Linked DNA regions of Homo sapiens: region 2 is linked to region 1. A link is a loop called in an ENCODE intact Hi-C map of the cell type or tissue named here. Cell type or tissue: MCF 10A. All regions are shown on one strand. Each heading gives the region's core, and the rest is flanking DNA. Links, peaks and the distances in the headings are about the cores only.

The links. A loop is a pair of places that touch in the nucleus more often than their neighbours do. Peaks named below come from ENCODE experiments on the same cell type or tissue, not always from the same donor. Only the 100,000 strongest peaks of a DNase experiment are listed, where the experiment ranks them.
Region 2: it touches region 1 in a loop (24-fold over the local background); 4 of 110 quality-filtered maps call a loop at or near these places.

Annotation. Positions count from the first base shown.
Region 1 is chr6:84,961,547-84,972,470 of GRCh38, forward strand. It overlaps LOC105377881 (a long non-coding RNA gene), which reads right to left and starts at 6,258. Exons shown (of 3, transcript XR_942746.2): 1 at 6,219-6,258; 2 at 3,753-3,957; 3 at 189-267. In MCF 10A, for the core only: a CTCF peak has its summit at 6,021 (motif pointing left); a DNase peak (open chromatin) is centred at 6,045.
Region 2 is chr6:84,237,637-84,248,560 of GRCh38, forward strand. No RefSeq gene overlaps it. Among named protein-coding and RNA genes, the nearest start is that of CEP162, 15 kb to the left of the region's middle. RefSeq lists enhancers at 6,068-7,062, 7,063-8,055. In MCF 10A, for the core only: a CTCF peak has its summit at 5,821; no DNase peak of the experiment used is centred there.

The DNA of each region.
Region 1 (10,924 bases), core at 1,676-9,675:
TCACCATGTTGGCCAGGATGGTCTTGATCTCCTGACCTCGTGATCTGCCTGCCTCGGCCTCCAAAACTGCTGGGATTACAGGTGTGAGCCACTGCACCCAGCCAATTTTTTGTAATTTTTAGTAGAGATGGGGTTTTGCTATGTTGGTTAGGCTGGTCTCAAACTTCTGACCTCAAATGATCCATCTGCCTTGGCCTCCCAAAGTGCTGCGATTATAGGCCTGAGACACCATGCTGGGCGGAAGGGTTTCTTTAAATGATGGTTACACTGTGAAATTGAAAATCATATTAATGAACTCAAGTCTGTTGCGTCAAAATCCATTGGTCTATTTGCACTTTGAATAAATATTTTTTACCCATGCCTGGTTTTATAACATCATGCATTGGTCATTAAGAAAATACTGGTTCATTAAAGTATGCGGATCTTCCAAATGTTGATACATTTCTTTACACAATATTTTTCAAAATCACATTTGCTAATATCATCACTGATTTCTTCAGAAAAGTTTTTAAGTATTAGGAGATTTCTAGATCACAATGTCGGATATGAGTTTTCCAAAATCTTAACTTTCATTGAAAGCTAAAACTTTATCTTTAGCAGCAAATATGGTTAAGATGTCCTTCAAACAAGAAGGCCATTTCATTTATTTTCAAGAAAATGTCTGCCAAGCACACAAGTCCAAATAACCATATTTTTCTGTCACTCAATATTTCAAGTAAAAAGAAAATAGTGTCCCAGAAAAAAGGTTGTGAGTTCAGCTTACAACTCAATCACCAAGTGCTTCTCCTCAAGGCAACCATCATACTTGAAGATACAGCAGAAATACTTTATGTGTATACTTCTTATCACACAGAATATTAAAAAGATGTATGATCAACGGATGAGATTTAGTAAATTAACACACTAATTGCTTCACAAGAACATTCTTAGGTAAAGCTAGAATTTTGTCTTATTATGACTGTGTGGTGGTGGAGAATACAGTGATTAAGCATGAATTTTGCCCTCAGCTATTCCCACAAATCACTAGAGTGAGCCCAAAATGAAAAGCCTGTGCTCCAGAAAGTGACATGAACAGACTATTAGGGTGATGGATGTGTTCATTATCTTGACTGTAGGGATGGTTTTAGGGATATATATGTATATCAAAACTTATTGAATTGTGCACTATAAATCCATTTAGCTTACTGTGTGCCAATTTTACCTCAATAAAGCTGTTTAAAGAATGAGTGAAGTTAATTAGAATAGTAGCCATTTAATCTACAAGGAAAGTCATACTTCACCGAGTGGTATGTGCTGGATATAAAATGCTTTAGGAATAAATGCTCGGTGCCATGAAGTGAAACCAGCACTCAGGCAAAAGATTAATTCTTTCAGCAAGGCAACTTACTTCTGCAGAAGGGTGCTACCTGTGTCAATCAAGATTGCAAGAGCACACCAAACAAAGAAGACCAGGGGGTTTTTATCCTTAACGCAGTCCCTACTTCTGTGCCACTCCCCCATGGGCTGGGGTCAGACTGAACAATCTGAGCTGACACGATTGGCTACTTATACATATTTTTCTAAATATAGAAGGGGAGGGGGACGTGAAGTACAAAGGTGGAGCGTGTGAGATGTGCAGTTTCAGGGGAACAATGGGTACAGGTAACCAAGGGAACAGATGTGAGTTATTGATTAGTGCTGAAGGGAAAGGGGTAGGCTGTTTTTTAGTAACTAGGGGCAGGAAGGAACAGGAAAGCTGAGTTTGAGAACAAAAGACAAGGAAGTTAGCAGGCTAAATCTTTGAAGAAAAACTCAGAGAAATTCATTGTATCTTACAATTCCTCCCTTTTAAATTTTCTTATGATTCTTTCTCTTCAAACTTTTTTTTAACATGTCTTGGCTTTGCTGTTCGATTTGATCTTCTCAAAAGAAATGCTTACTTGAATAAGGTGTAGCAGAACTAAGGGAGGCTCTAGTAAGTGCTGTTTGTACAATCCTTTGTATTAGCACACGGATGCATGGTATGACACAACACCTAACAAGAATGAGTACACCTATTACGATTGCAAGAGAAATAAGAATTGAGGCTATGATTCCTTTTCATTTACCAAACCACTTTCCTAGCCATCCTGGAATAGGGTCATTGATTCCAGAATTTTTAGCTAATTAATTGGATAAAGCGATAAGTCCTTGTAAAGCCTTTGTTATGCTCCCTTCGCACACAGTGTTGTTTGGGATGAAGGTACAACATTGGGTTTTAATCACCACACAAACTCCACCTTTTTCGGCTAACGACATGTCCAGAACTATTCTGTTTTCCCAAGCCATTTGGCTAGGAGGCCCTAATTGGTCAGCTACTACTTTGATAGCATCCCTAGCATAATTAATAAACCACTGCTGATTATAATAGATGTAATTTATCCAAGCTACATTTTTAGTAATAGTTACCCATGGAAATACGGATTCAAATCCTGCAGCTATTTGGTCACGGGCTTTGAACATGTCAGGCACTCCTTGTGAGACTCCAATGGCATCTATGTACATTTGAGAGTCAAAAGACCCATAAAGGGCTTCTCTTATTTTTCAGTGTTGTGGTTTTTCTTTTTCTGGTTGATGAACTGCCAGGGTGAAAGGGACAGCCAACTGGACAAGAGCACAAGTGCCACTCCGGTTACTTGGCAGAGTGTCTAATAAGGGTCCACTGTAATACCTCCATCCATCCGTTCGAGGATGACTAAGGGCAGACTGATGGGTAAGCTCTTGGAAGGGCTTAAGCTCACTGCATCCCGTTAAGCTTCCAAGGAACACCAAATTCTCCCCCTGTCCTGAGAGACATGAGGTGAAATTGACGTTGGGAGATAGAAGCTGAGTGGTGCTCAGAGGCTGACCCGCAGGGTGTTGGACTTTGGGATACAGCAGAGAGACAGCTTGGCATGATTTGTTGCCTCAGGCTGTGGAATCCTGGAAAAGAGCTACCATACAGCCCATGCCTGTTTATTGAAGGACCATCCTAGTGGAAAGGGGACAATCTGGGCCTCTGGTCTGCCATGTGCACAAGCATAACAATTTCTTTTGTTTAACGTGCGGACTGAATATTGAATCCATTCCAACCGGGCATTAACATCTTGATATCCTGTTTCAATTGCTAGGGTTTGTCTTCAATCTTTTACTTCTACAATATTTATGTTGGCATTGTTGTTAGGTAGGGTAGAAGGTTCTGATGGAGAAGGAGAAGGGGGATCAATAAAGCGTATTTTAAAGAAGACTGTAGGGTCATATCCATTGGCCTCTGCTCCTGAGCCGTAAAAGCATTCTAAAGGGGGTGCAGGGTTGGTGGAGGTTAAGGGTGTTAATAGAGATAGTTACCGGGTTACAATAGTCAAGTTGACAATTAGAGGAGTTGGTTCTTTTGGTGAGGCAGAGGTAAGATTTTAGGTCAGTACAGCCTTCTGGGGAGGTCCCAACGTGTTCTCTGGTAGTTAGGATGACATCTGCCCATTGAGAACATATCTCTCAACTTGGGGTGCCCTGGTACCCCCACCATGAGCAAGGTGTGGGGTCAGCAGCTTCTCTGAAGGGGCAGAGGTATTTTTCTAAGGTAGTGACATACCTTTGCCAGTATTCATCCTTCTCACAAGGTATAACAAGGCAAGCATCAAAGTTAATGATTTGGGGTGAGTCTAAATTAGTTACATTGATAACAAGGTCAGCAATAGAATGAGGAAAGAAGAAAGGGTAATAGAATAGATAAAAGAGGTTAGACTTTTCTTAACCTTAGTTTGAGGGGGATTTTCCCTTGGATAATGGTCCACAACTTGAGGAATGGTGTTGCTTTCTTGACTCGGGTGTGATGGCTCCATCTTTTCTTGCTGCCTGGACTGCGGTTTCAGTGGTGGGAAGTACTAGGCCGGCTCCTCAGGCTGGTGTTGATGTACTGGGAACTCTAGGGGCAGCGCCTGTACTGGAAAATTTTGAGTTCTGAGGGAAGAGAAAGTGGAAGATAAACCAAGTATGTAGGAATGTTGGCAGTGGATTGTTTTGAGAGGTAGTTTGGAATAGGAAGATAGAAGACATTTGATCTCTGGCAACCAAGTCTCTAGACTTATTTGGCTGAGGGTATAAATTCCTATACACTCATAAACTTTGAGTGTGCTATACATGGCTTGGGGTCTTTAATGGGTCCTCTAATGTAGGTGGGATAGGACTTCCTTCATAAGAGGTTTGAATAACATTTCTCTGAGTTCTCTTTAGCGCCTACAGGAGAAATGGCAGCCAGTCCGGCTTTTCTGATTTGCTAGGTTATTTTCTTGACTCTTGAAAGACAGGCTTTTTGGTACCTGGAGACACAGACAATAGCTATTTTCTTTTCTGGTAACTGAAGGTTATTTAAGACTTACGTGATTAACTCCTCATAAACAAGGCTTTGACTTTTACTATTAATTCAGTCTGAAATTTTCTAAATATATGAATTACCACAGAGGCGTATTTAGAATTAGTATAGATGGTTCTTTCTGGGTCCTGCAGGTACTTTAAAGTTTGACTAAGTGCAGACAGCTTATAAATTTGAATAGACTAATTATTAAACACTTTGATTTTATTTCTCTAGGAACTTTTTTTTATTAATTACTGAACACTTATTGTGTTCTTTTTCCCTTAATCACTTTTGAAGGGGGTTTTTCTTAAGTTTGGCCAGATGTTTGTATGGTACTCACTTAAATCTAAACATGTGTGCTTTCTTTTTAGATTTGGATCTCTTGTTAAGAAATGTGATAGGTTAAGTTCTTAGTAGTTAATGTTAAACCATCCTTTTTAACAGAATAGCTTCATACTTATACATTTGTAATTTTTTTCTGGTGGCACATTTTAATATAAGTGACTTTAAAGAATCAAAGTTCTTTTCTGGTGGATACTTCCACCTTTAACACTGGACTGACCACAATAAATGCTAGTAGATATACCAGCTGAAAGATAGTTCTACTTCTTGCTCAGGAAACTTAGCTGCAGAGATGCCTAGCTGCTTGGAGCCTCAGCTGAAGCCCCGTATTACTTGGCGCTGGCAAAAGTAAGGCAGATGACCTATAATGTAGTCTGCTCGGGGCACAGGCTGTGGCCCAGGCTGTGTGTCCTGTAGAGCCACCGTCAATATGGTGCTGGGACCCTGGACCAGCTGGTGGGGCAGGAGCATGGACTTTGGCTGCCGTGGAGGTGCACTATGGGCCGTACAACTCTGACAACATGTTGCGGCGGATCCTTGATGACAAAAGCCACCTGGCAACTTAGGAGCTTGGAGTCCTTTTGAGGAGGGGGACTTAGGCTGGGGAAGAACAGACTTATGGAGTGATACCTGAGGGGAAGGGGGGGGTGTATTAGGTGGGGGATGGTCTAGGGGATCCTGTGTGCTGTTCTTTTTGCTAGGATCCCCTAAGACCCTTCCTTCACTGTCTTTTTCATTCAAGATGATTCTGTCCTTAATGGGGCGCATGTACAACTAATTTTCCTCCAAAGATTAGTTTTTGACTTGCTCCTTTCAATCCTTGGAGGAGGGGAAAGGACAAGGCCTTGCCACCAACATAGGGCATAATCTATTTCCTCTTGGGAGGCAGGTCTTCTACTAGCAACATTTTCTATTAGAAGTTCACAAATCCATTCCTCATTCAACCCAAATTCTGGCCAGAAAACTAAGGGTTCAAGGATTGATCCTTGAGTCCAATTGGAACAGCAGTATTTTATCATTTGTTGCTCTTCTTATGTTTAATATTTTAATTATCTTTCTAATGTTTTAACACGAGACCTAGGGGACTATCAGGAGGTATCTTTGTTGCTAACTTTATCTTTTTTGCTTGTAATATTTCCCATCCAGGGCCCTGCCTAGGCTCAGTTCCTCGTATTAGGAATCTCTTGCCTAGTGGGAGCTTGCTGTGGCTCAACCCCTCATGTTAGGGATCTCTGGCCTATTTGGGGGGTTCCTTGTTGCTTAACCCTTCATATTTGGTGGTCTCTTGCCTATCCTCCACTGGAAGCTTTGCTAAGGCTCAATTCGTCTATCCTTTAGCTCCACCTGCTGGAGTCTTCTTGCATCCTTCTTTTGCTTTGTCTGCTCTGACTGCTTTCCTCGCGGGAATATTGCAGGTCCCTCTTAGCATTGATGGCAGGTCAGAATAAACCCCTGAAGGGACCCCCTGAAGGGCCACCCTAAGCCTTATGAAGTGACCTCGGAACCGCAGATTAGACTCACTCACTCCGTACAGCAGTAGTGCTTGTTATCATTCATGCACTCAGCCTCCGGAATGCCCCAACCCCCACCCCTAACCACCAAGGAAGTGCTTTGTTGCCCCTGTGACGTTTCCTACATTCTGTCTGAGCACAGAGTTTACCTGGTTGCTGTGGTATTGCAACCCTCTCCTCCCCGCATCGCTGAGAGTCCGGGTTCATTTGTCTCAACGGGGGGGTCTCAATCTCTTGTACCTGAGGCCACTGCAACGGGGCAGTGGGACGCCATCTCCTCTGGGTAGGGTGATGGAAGACCCCTTTCAGAAAGAGAATGGGGATCTCGGACGAGCCCCCAGAATTGTTGGATATAAAATGCTTTAGGAATAAATGCTTGATGCCGTGAAGTGAAACCAGCACTCAGCAAGGCAATTTACTTCTGCAGAAGGGTGCTACCTGCATCAATCAAGATCTCACGAGCACACTGAACAAAGACGACCAGGGGCTTTTTTTATTCTTAACATAGTCCCTACCTCTGTGTCACTCCCCCATCAGCTGGGTCGGACCACACAATCTGAGCTGACCCGATTGGCAACTTGTACATATTTTTCTAAATATAGAAGGGGACGGGGATGTGAGGTACAGAGGTGGACCGTGTGAGATGTGCAGTTTCAGGGGAACAATGACTACAGGTAACCAAGGGAACAGATGTGAGTTATTGATTAGAGCTGACAGGAAAGGGGTAGGCTGTTTGACAGTAACTAGGGGCAAGGAGGAACAGGAAAGTTGAGTTTGAGAACAAAAGACAAGGAAGTTAGCAGGCTAAATCCCTGAAGAGAAACTCAGAGAAATTCACTGTGTCTTACATATGTAAACCCATCTTCAGCAGCTTCATGCGTTATGTAGTTTTTAGCAGATATGCCCTCTTAGAATAACTACTCGCTTTGGAAGTAGACACTTGTGCTTTCTCAGCAGATTTTGTCATCTACCTTTCATGGGGTCATGAATATTACTATGGCCCCATCACGGATGGTATATATTGGCAAAAAATATATATTTTGCAAGTTACACTCTTACCACTTTACTTTTTCAACATAAGTTCAAGTCTTACTTTTTAAGTAAACGTGCACTTTCACCTTTTGAGCTCATTGCTGCTATAGGGTTTATTGTAAAATTTTAAAAGTATAACCTAACATTAGAAAAGTAAATAGCTATAGCTCCTACTGTAAAACAGTCATCCACTATAATAAGAGCCCTCTGACTATCTCTATAGGCAGGACTGCTTGGCCTCTGTTTCCTATCTCACATGTTTCTTTTTGACCTTATCAGGTGGTAGCCTCAAGCCCTTGGCTATTTCACAGGACATGAACAAGTGACTGACAGGAGCAACAGCAACGAATATGTCTCACTACCACTGAAGCCAGTTAGCTGGTCCTGGTCACTTGTGTCTTTACACAGTTTATTAGAAGCCCACTCCATGCTGTCTAGAAAGGGAATATTACATATATTCTAGAATCAGCTGGGAAAGGAGGATTGGGTTATCTATTACTGCTCAACTTTCAGATGTAACTACCCGTTTATGTGTGAACTTACACCTATATTTATGCACTACAGATGTCACAACAGAAGATAGAAGTACAAAATGGGGGGTCTTCCTATTCCTGCTCATTTTCATGCAACTATGAATGATGATAGTACATTGTTTAAAAAGTTACTGGCCTGGCATGGTGGCTCACGCCTGTAATCCCAGCACTTTGGGAGGCCCAGGTGGGTAGATCATGAGGTCAGGAGTTTGAGACCAGCCTGGCCAACATAGTGAAACCCCATCTCTACTAAAAGTACAAATAATTAGCCAGGTATTGTGGCGCATGCCTGTAATCCCAGTTACTTGGGAGGCTGAGGTGGGAGAATTGCTTGAACCTGGGAGGCAGAGGTTGCAGTGAGCCAAGATGATGCCACTGCACTCCAGCCCAGGCGACAGTGTGAGACTCTGTCTCAAAAAAAAAAAAAAAAGTTCCCAACAGAGGTAATGCTAAACCAATAGATCAATAGATGTAACAGGAGCTGTCCTGGGCAAGCTGGGATGTGTGGTTTCCATACTTGCAAGTCACTTTGCCAACTCTATCCACTCTGCTTGAACTCTAAATATTGGAGTGCTCTGCTGGGTACTGGGACCCCTTGACTTCTCCCTGGTTGCTCTCACTTTGACTGATACTGAAACTCTCAAATCTGTATCTCTACTCCCTAAAAATTAAGACTTAAATACCCTACAACCTACTTATATCTCTGCTTAGATATCTAGTGAAATCATCTTACACAGCTCTATGTGTCTCTGAGTAATGAAACACTCAAAACTTAGTGGTGTAAAACCATAACGATTTCATTATGTCCAAGGATTCAGTGGGTAAGAAATTTGGACAGGTCAGAGCAAGATTTGTTTATTTCTGTTCTGTGATGTCTGGGGCCTCGGCTGGAAAAACTCAAACAGCCAGGGTGACTTGAATGGCTGGGGACTAGACTTATCTGGAGGTTTCACTCTCATGTTTGGCGTCTGGGCTGGGATGTCTAAAAAGCTGGGCTCAGCTAAAACTGTCAACCAGACCACCTATATGGGGCTTCTTCATGCGGCTTGGGCTTCTTTTTGTGGCAACTGGGCTCTAAGAGAGGCCCAAGAGGGACCATCCTGAGAGCAAGTGTTTCTCTGCAAAGCTTCCTCTGACCTATCCTTGAAAGTTAGGCAGCATCACTGCCACAGCCTTCTACTGGATATAAGCAAGTCTCTAAGGCCAATGCAGATTTATAGGAAAGGGATGCGACTACACCTCTTGATGGGTGAACAGCAAGGTCACATTGCAGAGGAGCATTCTGGCCACTTTGGAATATACAACCTGCCATACACCCCTAATATGGCTAAAACAGAACTCTATTTCTAATTCACTCATTTCCTTGAATAAATAAAACCACATCTGCCCAATTGCTACAAACTCCAAACCTAGGAATTATTCTTGCTTCCTCTCTTTCTTGCACGCCCCACATTTAATGCACCATCACCACATCATCTCAACTCTACTTCCAATGCATCTCTCAAATACGTTCACTTCTCTGCATCCCTGCCACCACCACCCTGTGGCAAGCCACCACCGTTTCTCACCTAAACCACTGCAATAGCCCAGGAACTGATCTCCTTGTTTCTATTCTTGTTCCCTATAATCTATGTGCTACACAATAGAGAGATTAATACATTTAAAATGTAAATTAGATCATACCACTCCCCTGCATAAAACCTTACTCAGAAGTTAGAATAAAACCCAGATAAATGTCTTCCCCTGGCTTTGACAGTCTTACATGATCTGGCCTCAGGTCTTGACTCCAGCTTCATCTGGTCACCATTTGACCTATCATCTACTCAGTCTCACTCGTATTCACTTTCTTTCCATTTCTCAAATACTCTCAAGGGCTTTATCTCCGCTGTTTCATTTTCCTGGAATATTCGCTGCATTTTGCATGCTGGCCTATTGTCATTTAAGTCAGTTTAAATGTCACTTCCTTGTGGCATATCCAATCTCTTAATATAAAAGTAGCCTATCAGATCACTGCCCTATTCCCTAATTTATTTCACTAATTTAAAACACAATAAGATATAGCAATGTGACACGTAACTTTCTCGTCCATGATAATGAATAAAAAGGCTATAGTTGTATTTTTTACTATTCACATTTTCTTAATTATAGTTCTTTCCTTATTATCAGACACTCCTGTATTCCCCCTTAAAATGACAGCTTCCTAGGAACAGATGCCTTCTCTGCAGACCAGTTCCTGGAAAACCTGCTAACACATCATAGGAGTACAATATTTGCTAGATGATTTGTTGCCTGAAAGTGCTGGTTAACTTACCCATTGCACAGTAAGTGACAAATACATTTCTTTTATAATAATAACCTTATTATTTTAGGTTCCTTAATTTGCTAATAAAGGAACTGAAGCCAGAATGGTCATTTGTCCAGTGTTACAAAGATAGTTGGCAACATCTTTATGACTAGATTACCTTAATTGCTAAAAACAAAAGTACTGCTTTCATACTAAGAAATGAATCTTTTAAAGTCATCTTTTGTTGAGCACCCACTTCATAAATGAGCTGAAGCTGTGATATCTAATTGTAATACTTACTGGCAGTGTGGCACTGGGCAAGCCATGTGGGAGTGTAAAGTCTGGGATTTCTCATTAGGAGACTTCTAAGGACCCTTCCAATAATAAGGATTCAATGACACTATATAGAGACATTCATTTCTTGGGACCTCCCTCACAGGGAAAGCTGAACATGTTACGGGAATGAAAACATCCCTCCCTTACTTTTGTCCATCTTATTTTATCATTCCGTCTCTAATTATAGAATACCATACTTGCACTCCATGGGTGAATGTCCAAGATCAGAAACACATCCTGAAGCAGCACTTTCCTTGGAATACGTGTGACTCCATGAAAAAAGGTCAAATATGATTGGGAAATGCCAAGACCATTCACAGGCACACTAATATTAAAGGATTTGAGAAATTCCTCAGTGGTACTCCCTTGCCCACTTTTATTTTGAAACAGGTTCTCACTCTGTCCCACAGGCTGAAGTGCAGTGGCACAATCATAGCTCACTGGAGCCTCAACCTCCTGGACTCAAGCAATTGTCCAGCCTCAGCCTCCTGAGTAGTACATTGTTTAAAAAGCTGGACTACAGGTGCACACCACC
Region 2 (10,924 bases), core at 1,599-9,598, 720 kb before region 1:
TATTGGAAGTTCTGCCAGGCAAGAGAAAGAAATAAAGGGTATTCAAATAGGAAGAGAGGAAGTCAAATTGTCTTGTTTGCAGATGACATGATTGTATATTTAGAAAACTCCATTGTCTCAGCCCAAAATCTCCTTAAGCTGATAAGCAACTTCAGCAAAGCCTCAGGATACAAAATCAATATACAAAAATCACAAGCATTCCTACACACCAATAACAGACAAAGAGAGAGCCAAATCATGAGTGAACTCCCATTTACAATTGCTACAAAGAGAATAAAATACCTAGGATTCCAACTTACAAGGGATGTGAAGGACCTCTTCAAGGAGAACTACAAACCATGCTCAAGGAAATAAGAGAGGACACAAACAAATGGAAAAACATTCCATGCTCATGGATAGGAAGAATCAATATCATGAAAATGGCCATACTGCCCAAAGTAACTTATAGATTCAATGCTATCTCCATCAAACTACCATTGACTTTCTTCACAGAACCAGAAAAAAACTACTTTCAATTCCATATGAAACCAAAAAAGAGCCCGCATAGCCAAGACAATACTAAGCAAAAAGAACAAAGGTGGAGGCATCACGCTACCTGACTTCAAACTATACTACAAGGCTACAGTAACCAAAACAGCACGGTACTGGTAGCAAAACAGATATATAGACCAATGGAACAGAACAGAGGCCTCAGAAATAATGCTACACATCTACAACCATCTGATCTTTGACAAACCTGACAAAATCAAGCGATGGGGAAAGGATTCCTTATTTAATAAATGGTGCTGGGAAAACTGGCTAGCCATATGCAGAAAACTGAAACTGGATCCTTCCTTACACCTTATACAAAAATTAACTCAAGATGGCTTAAAGACTCAAAGGTAACACCTAAAACCATGAAAACCCTAGAAGAAAACCTAGGCAATACCATTTAGGACATAGGCATGGGCAAAGACTTCATGACTAAAACACCAAAAGCAATGGCAACAAAAGCCAAAATTGACAAATGGGATCTAATTAAAGAACTTCTGCACAGCAAAAGAAACTATCATCAGAGTGAACAGGCAACCTACAGAATGGGAGAAAATTTTCACAACCTACTCATCTGACAAAGGGCTAATATCCAGAATCTACAAAGAACTTAAATTTACAAGAAAAAACAACCCCATCAAAAAGCGGACAAAAGATATGAACAGACACTTCTCAAAAGAAGACATTTATGCGGCCAACAAATATATGAAAAAAGCTCATCATCACTGGTCATTAGAGAAATATAAATCAAAACCACAATGAGATACCATCTCACACCAGTTAGAATGGTGATCAGTAAAAAGTCAGGAAACAACAGATGCTGGAGAGGATGTTCAGAAATAGGAATGCTTTTACACTGTTGGTGGGAGTGTAAATTAGTTCAACCATTGTGGAAGACAGTGTGGTGATTCCTAAAGGATCTAGAACCAGAAATATCATTGACCTGGCATTCCCATTACTGGGTATATACCCAAAGGATTATAAATCATTCTACTATAAAGACACATGCACACATATGTTTATTGAGGCACTATTCACAATAGCAAAGACTTGGAACCAACCCAAATGCCCATCAGTGATAGACTGGATAAAGAAAATGTGGCACATATACACCATGGAATACTAGGCAGCCATAAAAAAGGAAGAGTTCATGTCCTTTGCAGGGACATGGATGAAGCTGGAAACCATCATTCTCAGCAAACTAGCACAGGAACAGAAAACCAAACACCACATGTTCTCACTCATAAGTGGGAGTTGAATAATGAGAACACATGGGCACAGGGAAGGGAACATCCCACACTGGCTCCTTTTGGGGGTTAGGCGCTAGGGGAGGGATAGCATTAGGAGAAATACCTAATGTAAATGACAGGTTCATGGGTGCAGCAAACCACCATGGCACGTGTATACCTATGTAACAAATGTGCACATTCTGCACATGTATCCCAGAACTTACAGTATAATTTTAAAAATGTGGAAAAAAAGGAAGGAAATTCATACAACATGAATGAACCTTGAAAATATTATGCTACATTAAATAAATCAGTCATAAAAAGATAAATATTATATGATTCCACTTATATAGGGTACGTAGAGTCATCAAATTAATAGAGACAAAAAGTAGAATGGTGGTGGCCAGGGACTTGGGGGAGGGAGGAATGCAGAATTATTGGTAAATGGGTATGAAGTTTCAGTCTGGGAAGATGAAAAGGTTCTGGAAATGGATGGTGGTAAAAGATGTAATATGAAAAGTACTTAGTGGCACTAAACTGTATACTTAAAACTGGATAAGATGGCAATTTTATGTATTTTTATCACAATTTAGAAATATATATTTAAAGCATTTAAGGGTATAATAGAAGAAAACTTTCCTGAAATAAAGAAATATAAAGCCAAAAGAAAAAAAAAGAAAAAATCAAATGGCAAAGTGATTATGTGACTAGAGCCATATCGAACTGAGAATTATCAACTTTATCAAGTCTAACATCAAATAGGCACAGCAGAAAATCCACTCTGTTGTGGAAATGGTACAAGGCCTGAGCAGGTACAGAACATAGAAGTAATGTACTTTACCTGAATGGATGAACAAGACTCCCATAACTACCCCTTTCACACTATGCTGCTTCCTGATTCACACAGGAATTCCTCTTCCTGTTACCTCATGGGTATATCCTATGACCAACGAATGAAGGAGAAAATACCCTGGCCTGGTTCATACATGAATAAGGGTGATTTATTGATGCCAACCACAAATAGACTGTTGTCAGTCTACTGCTACACTCACAGGTATCCCTAAAGAAATGTAATACAGAGAAATTCTACCAGTGCAAAGAGCTCTAAGCAGAGCACATTTTCAGTTACTTACATGGAGATAGACATGGCCTGAGGTATTATCTATAGCATATACATAGACTACTGGGTAGTGACAAATGGCTTTGCTTCTTGTTCAGGGGCCTTGATAAAAACAAGATCAAAAGATCAAAGACAAGTGTATCTGGGGAAAGAGGCATATGGATGGATTTATGGAAGTAGGTACATAGCATGCACATTTGATATAGTTTGGCTGTGTCCCCACCCAAATCTCATTTTGAACTGCCATGTTGTGGGGGGCACCTGGTGGGAGGTGTTGAATCATGGGGCAGGTCTTTCCCGTGCTAGTTTCGTGATGGTGGATGAGTTTTGTGAGATCTGATGGTTATAAAAAGAGGAGTTTCCTTACACAAGCTCTCTTCTATTGCCTGCCACCATGTGAGATGCGCCTTTCACTTTCCATCATGATTGTGAGGCCTCCCCAGCCACATGGAACTGTAAGTCCATTAAACCTTTTTCTTTTGAAAATTTCCCAGTCTTGGGTATGTCTTTATCAGCAGCGTGAAAATGGACTAGTACAGCATTGCTATGCCTCATGTTAATGCTCACTAATGAGCACTCTAAATAAGAGGTACTTGACAACAAATAACACAGGTTAGGTTTCTCTGTGGGTGTGAGCTGTACTCTGTTTCGCTTTTACATATCTCACTGCTTGGATACTTGGTTTGTGAACAAATTTGCCACCACAGCTGGAAAAGAGGCTATTAATGGGCACAGCTCCCTAATGATGATCTAACTACTGCCCCCTGCTGAATGCCCAACTTGTCAGTAGTAGAGGCTGGTGGTGAAACCTCAATATGAAATTGTCAGAGTCCAGCCAGTCATTTCATATCAGATTAATTTTATTAGATCCTTTCCACCATGGAGATGGCAAAAATTCATCCTTGCTGGAATTAAAACCTACTATAGTAATGGATTTGCACTCCCTGCCAGTAAAGCCTCCACCATCACCACCAACTAAGGGCTTGCAGAAAGTGTTACCTATTGACATGGCATGTCTCACAACATTGTTTCTGCCCAAGTAGCTCATTTTATGGCAAAGGTGGTTCAGCAATGGGTGCATGATGATAGAATCCACTGGGATTACTAAATACCTCATCACCTGGAAGCTGATGATCTATGGTAAAATAGCCTGTGGAAGACTCATCTGAAGTTCCAGGTTGGGACAGGATGAGATACATGTATGTATTATATCAGTGGCTGATATATGGTGCTGTGTCCTTTAAGCTAGAATACATGGATTCAAGAACCAAGGGTTGGAAGTACAATTTGTCTCTTTCACCATTACTCCCAGGTGACTTATTTGTAAGGTTTGAAATCTTAGGCTTTGCTGGATTAGAGGTCCTGGTTCCCAGGAGGCAGAGCACTTCTGCCAGGTAAGAGTGCCACAGAAATGGACTATCTCTTGCTGACTATCTCTTTGGGCTCTTCATTCCAGTGATTGGACTCCTCATTCCTGGATCAGCAGGCGAAAGAAAATTAATATAGTTGAAAGTCTAGTCTATCCTTACATATGTAAAGAGCCATTGTAACTGGAGGCAGAGAGGACTATCCAGTGACTTGACTGATGCATCTGCTGGTGTTTTCATGCCAGGTAATAATGGTGAGTGGGTGGTTATGGCATCTATGATGTGATAAAGGAAAAGCAAGCCTTGAGAAAAAGGTCTGGGTTACTCTGCCAGGCAAGAAACCTTAAATCAGATGAGATGATGGCCAAGGGCAAGAGAAATCTAGCATTGGTAATGGAAGACAGAGATGATGCCTTTCAATAAAGTCTGGGGACCAGCTGTAGCAGGGGTTGTAGCTAGTTCCAGAAACCCTCCTGCAGAGATTGTGGCTGGCCAGCTCCTTAAAGGGGACTCTGAGATAGATTGAACTTAAGGAAGTGAAAAGATAGATTTGAGTAGTGCAAAGGATCTACTGCATCAGATAACACTGTGAGCATCACTTCAAATCTTCTTGGTGCCATATCTTACTGCAGTCCTTGTTTCAACAACCAATTCTTGTAGACTTTGACCAGCTTCCTGCAGGTGCAGCTGAAGACTGCCTCACTTTTAGCCAAGGTCTGAGCTTCTCCCTTCCTTGGAACTTTTCTGACATTGAAGTGTGAAATGTTCATTGAAATGCCACACATACACAAGTTGCAAGTGGTTATGTGGTAGTCAAAGTCCCAGGAGCCACCTTCACTCATGGAGAGTGGAAGCCCATGGAGAAATGATACTCTTTTCTTCATGCATTTAATTAGGGCTTCTCAAAAGATCTTTGAATCCAGCACAGGTTAGCCATAGCTGCAGTCATTTGACAATGAATTCTTGTTTCAGCTTTCTCATTTTCCCTGTTTTTATTCCCCCAATCATAGAGCTGCTCTCCGGGTCCATGTTCCCAGATAAATTCCTTGTGAGCAAGCCTTTTTGGAAGAAACTCAGGCCTAGAGAACAATCTTATTAACTAAGTTGAAACAATAAAATAATATAAAGAATTGAGGTTTTAATATGCAAGTCTGCTTTCTTACTCATAACTACCGAGACTTAGGAAGAGTAATGATTTTGTAAATTAAAATATTTGTTTCAACTTATCTAAACTCTATTATTTATTCAATTTACATTTGAGAGCAGGTAGTCATAGTAAGCTGCTATATCACTAAAATGTTCATTCTACTATGTAAATTGCACACATTATCAGAGACTTACAAGCTGTGAATAAGAGGGCTTTTAAAAAAACACTTTGGAGTAGTATGAAATTGTCCAACATTACTTCCATATTGTTGAATAATTGATGCTATTATGTTCTCAAGGTAAATAAATATGAAAAGGAGAAAGTTCTTCAATAATAAGGTAAATGGAATTTGTGGCATTATTTCTGATAGTATTTGTAATGTCAGTTTACATTTTCACCATCAGAGGTCATGAAAGGACAGTTTAGAGCAGAAAATGTGAGCTTTGTTGAAAATAAATTTAAGTTTGAAATTTAAACTGAAACTTATTCTTACAAGGCCTTTTTAAAAAAGAAGTCACAATCTACTTAATGCCATTTATAAATTAAGAAAAATAATTTTTAAGAATAAAATTATCTGGTGGATTCCAAGGACATCCGGCTAATTATTGACTTTAGTGCTCTCAATTTATATTTTAAGAGCAATTTTAAAGTGCAAAGTATTGTTGACTACTTGTCTTTCAAATATAAATATAACATTTAATTTCAGTTGGGTTTGTGGGGTCTATAATTGATAAAAGTATTCTATTTTTTTTTTAATTTATTTTTTTTTTATTGATCATTCTGGGTGTTTCTCGCAGAGGGGGATTTGGCAGGGTCATAGGACAATAGTGGAGGGAAGGTCAGCAGATAAACAAGTGAACAAAGGTCTCTGGTTTTCCTAGGCAGAGTGTGTGTGTCCCTGGGTACTTGAGATTAGGGAATGGTGATGACTCTTAACGAGCATGCTGCCTTCAAGCATCTGTTTAACAAAGCACATCTTGCACCGCCCTTAATCCATTTAACCCTGAGTGGACACAGCACATGTTTCAGAGAGCACAGGGTTGGGGGTAAGGTCATAGATCAACAGGATCCCAAGGCAGAAGAATTTTTCTTAGTACAGAACAAAATGAAAAGTCTCCCATGTCTACTTCTTTCTACACAGACACAGCAACCATCCGATTTCTCAATCTTTTCCCCACCTTTCCCCCTTTTCTATTCCACAAAACCGCCAATGTCATCATGGCCCCTTCTCAATGAGCTGTTGGGTACACCTCCCAGACGGGGTGGTGGCCGGGCAGAGGGGCTCCTCAGTTCCCAGTAGGGGCGGCCGGGCAGAGGCGCCCCTCACCTCCCGGACGGGGCGGCTGGCCGGCGGGGGGCTGACCCTCCCACCTCCCTCCTGGACGGGGTGGCTGGCCGGGCGGGGGGCTGACCCCCCCACCTCCCTCCCGGACGGGGCGGCTGGCCGGGCGGGGGGCTGACTCCCCCACCTCCCTCCCGGATGGGGCGGCTGGCCGGGCAGAGGGGCTCCTCACTTCCCAGTAAGGGTGGCCGGGCAGAGGCGCCACTCACCTCCCGGACGGGGCGGCTGGCCGGGCAGGGGGCTGACCCCCCACCTCCCTCCCGGATGGGGCGTCTCGCCTGGCGGGGGGCTGACCCCCCCACCTCCCTCCCAGACGGGGCGGCTGGCCGGCCGGGGGCTGACTCCCCCCCCTCCCTCCCGGACGGGGCAGCTGGCGGGGCAGAGGGGCTCCTCACTTCCCAGTAGGGGCGGCCGGGCAGAGGCGCCCCTCACCTCCCTGACGGGGTGGCTGGCCGGGTGGGGGGCTGACCCCCCACCTCCCTTCCGGACGGGGTGGCTGCCGGGCGGAGACGCTCCTCAGTTCCCAGACGGGGTGGCAGCTGGGCGGAGGGGCTCCTCACTTCTCAGATGGGGCGGTTGCCAGGCGGAGGGTCTCCTCACTTCTCAGACGGGGCAGCCGGGCAGAGACGCTCCTCACCTCCCAGACGGGGCGGCGGGGCAGAGGCGCTCCCCACATCTCAGACGATGGGCGGCTGGGCAGAGACGCTCCTCACTTCCTAGGTGGGATGGCGGCCGGGCAGAGACGCTCCTCACTTTCCAGACTGGGCAGCCAGGCAGAGGGGCTCCTCACATCCCAGACGATGGGCGGCCAGACAGAGACGCACCTCACTTCCCAGACGGGGTAGCGGCCGGGCAGAGGCTGCAATCTCGGCACTTTGGGGGGCCAAGGCAGGCGGCTGGGAGGTGGAGGTTGTAGCCGAGATCACGCCACTGCACTCCAGCCTGGGCACCATTGAGCACTGAGTTAACGAGACTCCGTCTGCAATCCCGGCACCTCGGGAGGCCGAGGCTGGCGGATCACTCGCGGTTAGGAGCTGGAGACCAGCCCGGCCAACACAGCGAAACCCCGTCTCCACCAAAAAAATACGAAAACCCGTCAGGCGTGGCGGCGCGCGCCTGCAATCGCAGGCACTCGGCAGGCTGAGGCAGGAGAATCAGGCAGGGAGGTTGCAGTGAGCCGAGATGGCAGCAGGACAGTTCAGAGGGAGACCGTGGAAAGAGGGACAGGGACAGGGACAGGGAGAGGGAGAGGGCAAGTATTCTATTTTTTAAAAAAGGAAAGAAACTAAGTTAAATGAAAACGTAGAAGTGCCTTGCAATATATTTGTTAGTGACATAGCGTGGACTTCATAAATTTACATCTGAGAGCCTGATGATGCAAAATGTATCTGTTATCTTATCAATAATAATAAACTACATTTAAAATATCTACTATTAATATGTATTTTGGCTAAGTCATAGGTAGCATGTATTGATTTAAAACTTCTTTTGCTCTAGATAAATTATTAGACCTGCAAAAAACCAGTAAGTTAAAATAATTTACATTTGGGTTTTAGAAACACAAAGTCATCAGTTGCCATTGCTCCTTTCTGTATATATTTAAAACCTCCTTATAAAATGATGTTTTGCATTAGCAAAAGTTGATGTTTTGCATTAACATAGTCTATGTTTTGAAAAATACTGTAGCACATGAAATGAGTGAGTCAGAAAAAGACTAATATTAACTGATTGCACTTATATGAGGTACCAAGAGTAGTCAAATTTATAGAGACAGAAAGTAAAATAGTGTTTGCCAGGGGCTGGGGATAGGAGAGAATGGGGAGTTATTATTTAATGAGTGTAGAGTTTCAGTTTTGCAAGATTTCTGGAGATTTGTTGCACAGCAATGTGAATGTACTTAACATTAGTAACTGTATACTTAAATGATTAAGATGGTAAATTTTATGTTATTCTATATGTATTTTGCCATAATTAAAAGAAACAGGGATAAAAAATACTGTGACCCATGAGTTGACATTAAACAATCAAAATCCTCTCCACTAAAGTTGGAGTGCAACGTTACCAGCATTTGTGGTCTGCCTCTGCTGCCTCTTGACGACACTGGGTCTGGCCAGCCAAAGGAGCCACCAGTGGGCAAAAGGAACCCCTGCAGGGCTGAGGCCTGGTTTAGAGAAATTATATTTGATTTATACAACGAGTTTATACTGAAATGTGGCACCATCCATCCCAAATTCCTCATTCATTCAATAGGTACAACAATAGCTTTTACATTATACCATAGCATTGTGAGAGCTAAATATTGAATGGTGCCTTGTACATAATAATGCTTAATACACGTTAGCTGTTCTTATATTGTTCTTTGTGAAGCACATCCTATGGCATACGTAGCAAACAATGATTTGATACCTATTATTATTATGGCCATTATTATGTGTACTTTTCTTCCAGCATAGAGTATAGAAAGATGTTTTTCATTTGTCTCGTAGTGCCCCGGGAAAGGGTTATCAAAACTATCAGAAAGTCTTAAAAATAATAAAAACATAACTCCATGACTAAGTAGAGGAATCTATTTTTATGGACTATTTGTTTAAACAGCCAAACCCTAGTCTTCACAAAAGTCCATGCAATTGTCCCTCCCCTCAGTTCTGTCTTCTTTTTTGAGTCAGTTCTATCTTTCTTGGTTTACTCTCTAATCTTCCTGTGGCTCTCACGTTTAAGAAGCCTCCATGAGGCTACTAGGTGCAGCCTGCTGCTATCTGATAGCATTCCCTTTACCTGCAGGGACCATGGTAAAGAGGCGGGGTTGGCAAGAAGTTGGATGAGCACCTATCAGGATCTGGAGTTTGAGAAATTTTCACCAGAGACTTTGTTATTTTAATTAATGCTCCTTTATGGATTCTAGTAACTATTCTAAATTAATTGTTTAGGTATTAAAAATAGTTTTGTACTTTTGTTGTTCAGTCTTGCTTGATTCATTAGTGTATTTGGGGTTCATCAATTTTAACATAAAACATAGCATTTAGACATGAAAATAGATTCACTACCTATGCAAAACTTGCTACTTGTGCAAAAAAAAGTGTTCTGTGTGTTGAAAATGATTTCACTCAATTTTTTGTTTTTAGTTATGTATCAATCTTAACAGGAAAAATATAAATTAATATTTGATATGAAATGGGAGAAAATTTTAATTTTTTCATAAAGTCTTTCTTTGAAGAACTCCTTTATCCAGAAAGTCAAAACACACATACATTTTCTAGTCACCATATAAATCTCACTGATGAAAAACAAAGTTTCTTTGAAAGAAAAAGAAAATATAAAGAGACTGTTTCTACAATTCTACCAAACCTTTCACCAATGCTTCCAACAAGTTCCAAAATGAATTTCAGCCCCATCCCCTCCCTTGTTTGCCCTCTGCAGGAGGTTTTAATGAGCAAGGGACTGCTTCTAAGGGTGAAAGCCAAAGGAAAGAAAATCCTGAATAATCCACCACCTGCATTATTCCACATGTAATAATAAGAATATTGAGAGTAGCATTAGTTCTGTAACACTACTGCCTTATTAAAGAAACCTATTCAACTTTACAAAAACTTCAGAAGGAGCAAAAGAACCATCCAATTCAGGTTTATTTTATGCTCACACCCAAGTCTTCAGTGACCTAATATTTTAAGTTGGAAACAACAGTTTTTCTTAGTTTTTCTTTTAAAATTTTATATATTTATTTATTTAATGTATGCTCTTTCTCTTTTTCTTACCCAATCATAAAGTCTTTCAGGTTGGGTGTAGTGTTATTAATTTTTGTATTATACCAATGTGTGGTTGTCAAAACTATTGGCTCTATTGCCTATTGGTCCAATTTATTATCTAATGATTTAAGTCAAAACTTAAGACATCTTGAATGTTTAACACATCTTGAATGAATGTCATGTGTATGGGGTGATGCTTCTCTCCCTCTCAATCCCCACTGCCACCTTCTAACCTACCTGAATGTATTAGGTTAGAGAAATTGTTCTTTGGTCCGAGCAGGAGCAAGCACATTATTTCCAGGCAGGAGTCCAATTCCAATAGATATAAGGTGATCTTCTATTGCTCTATCTAATTTCAATGATAGCAATGATGACAAATGTCTAAGGTAGTACAGTGAGAGATGTGGGAAGCTGTGGCATCTCCTCCACCAGCTCAACAGTTACT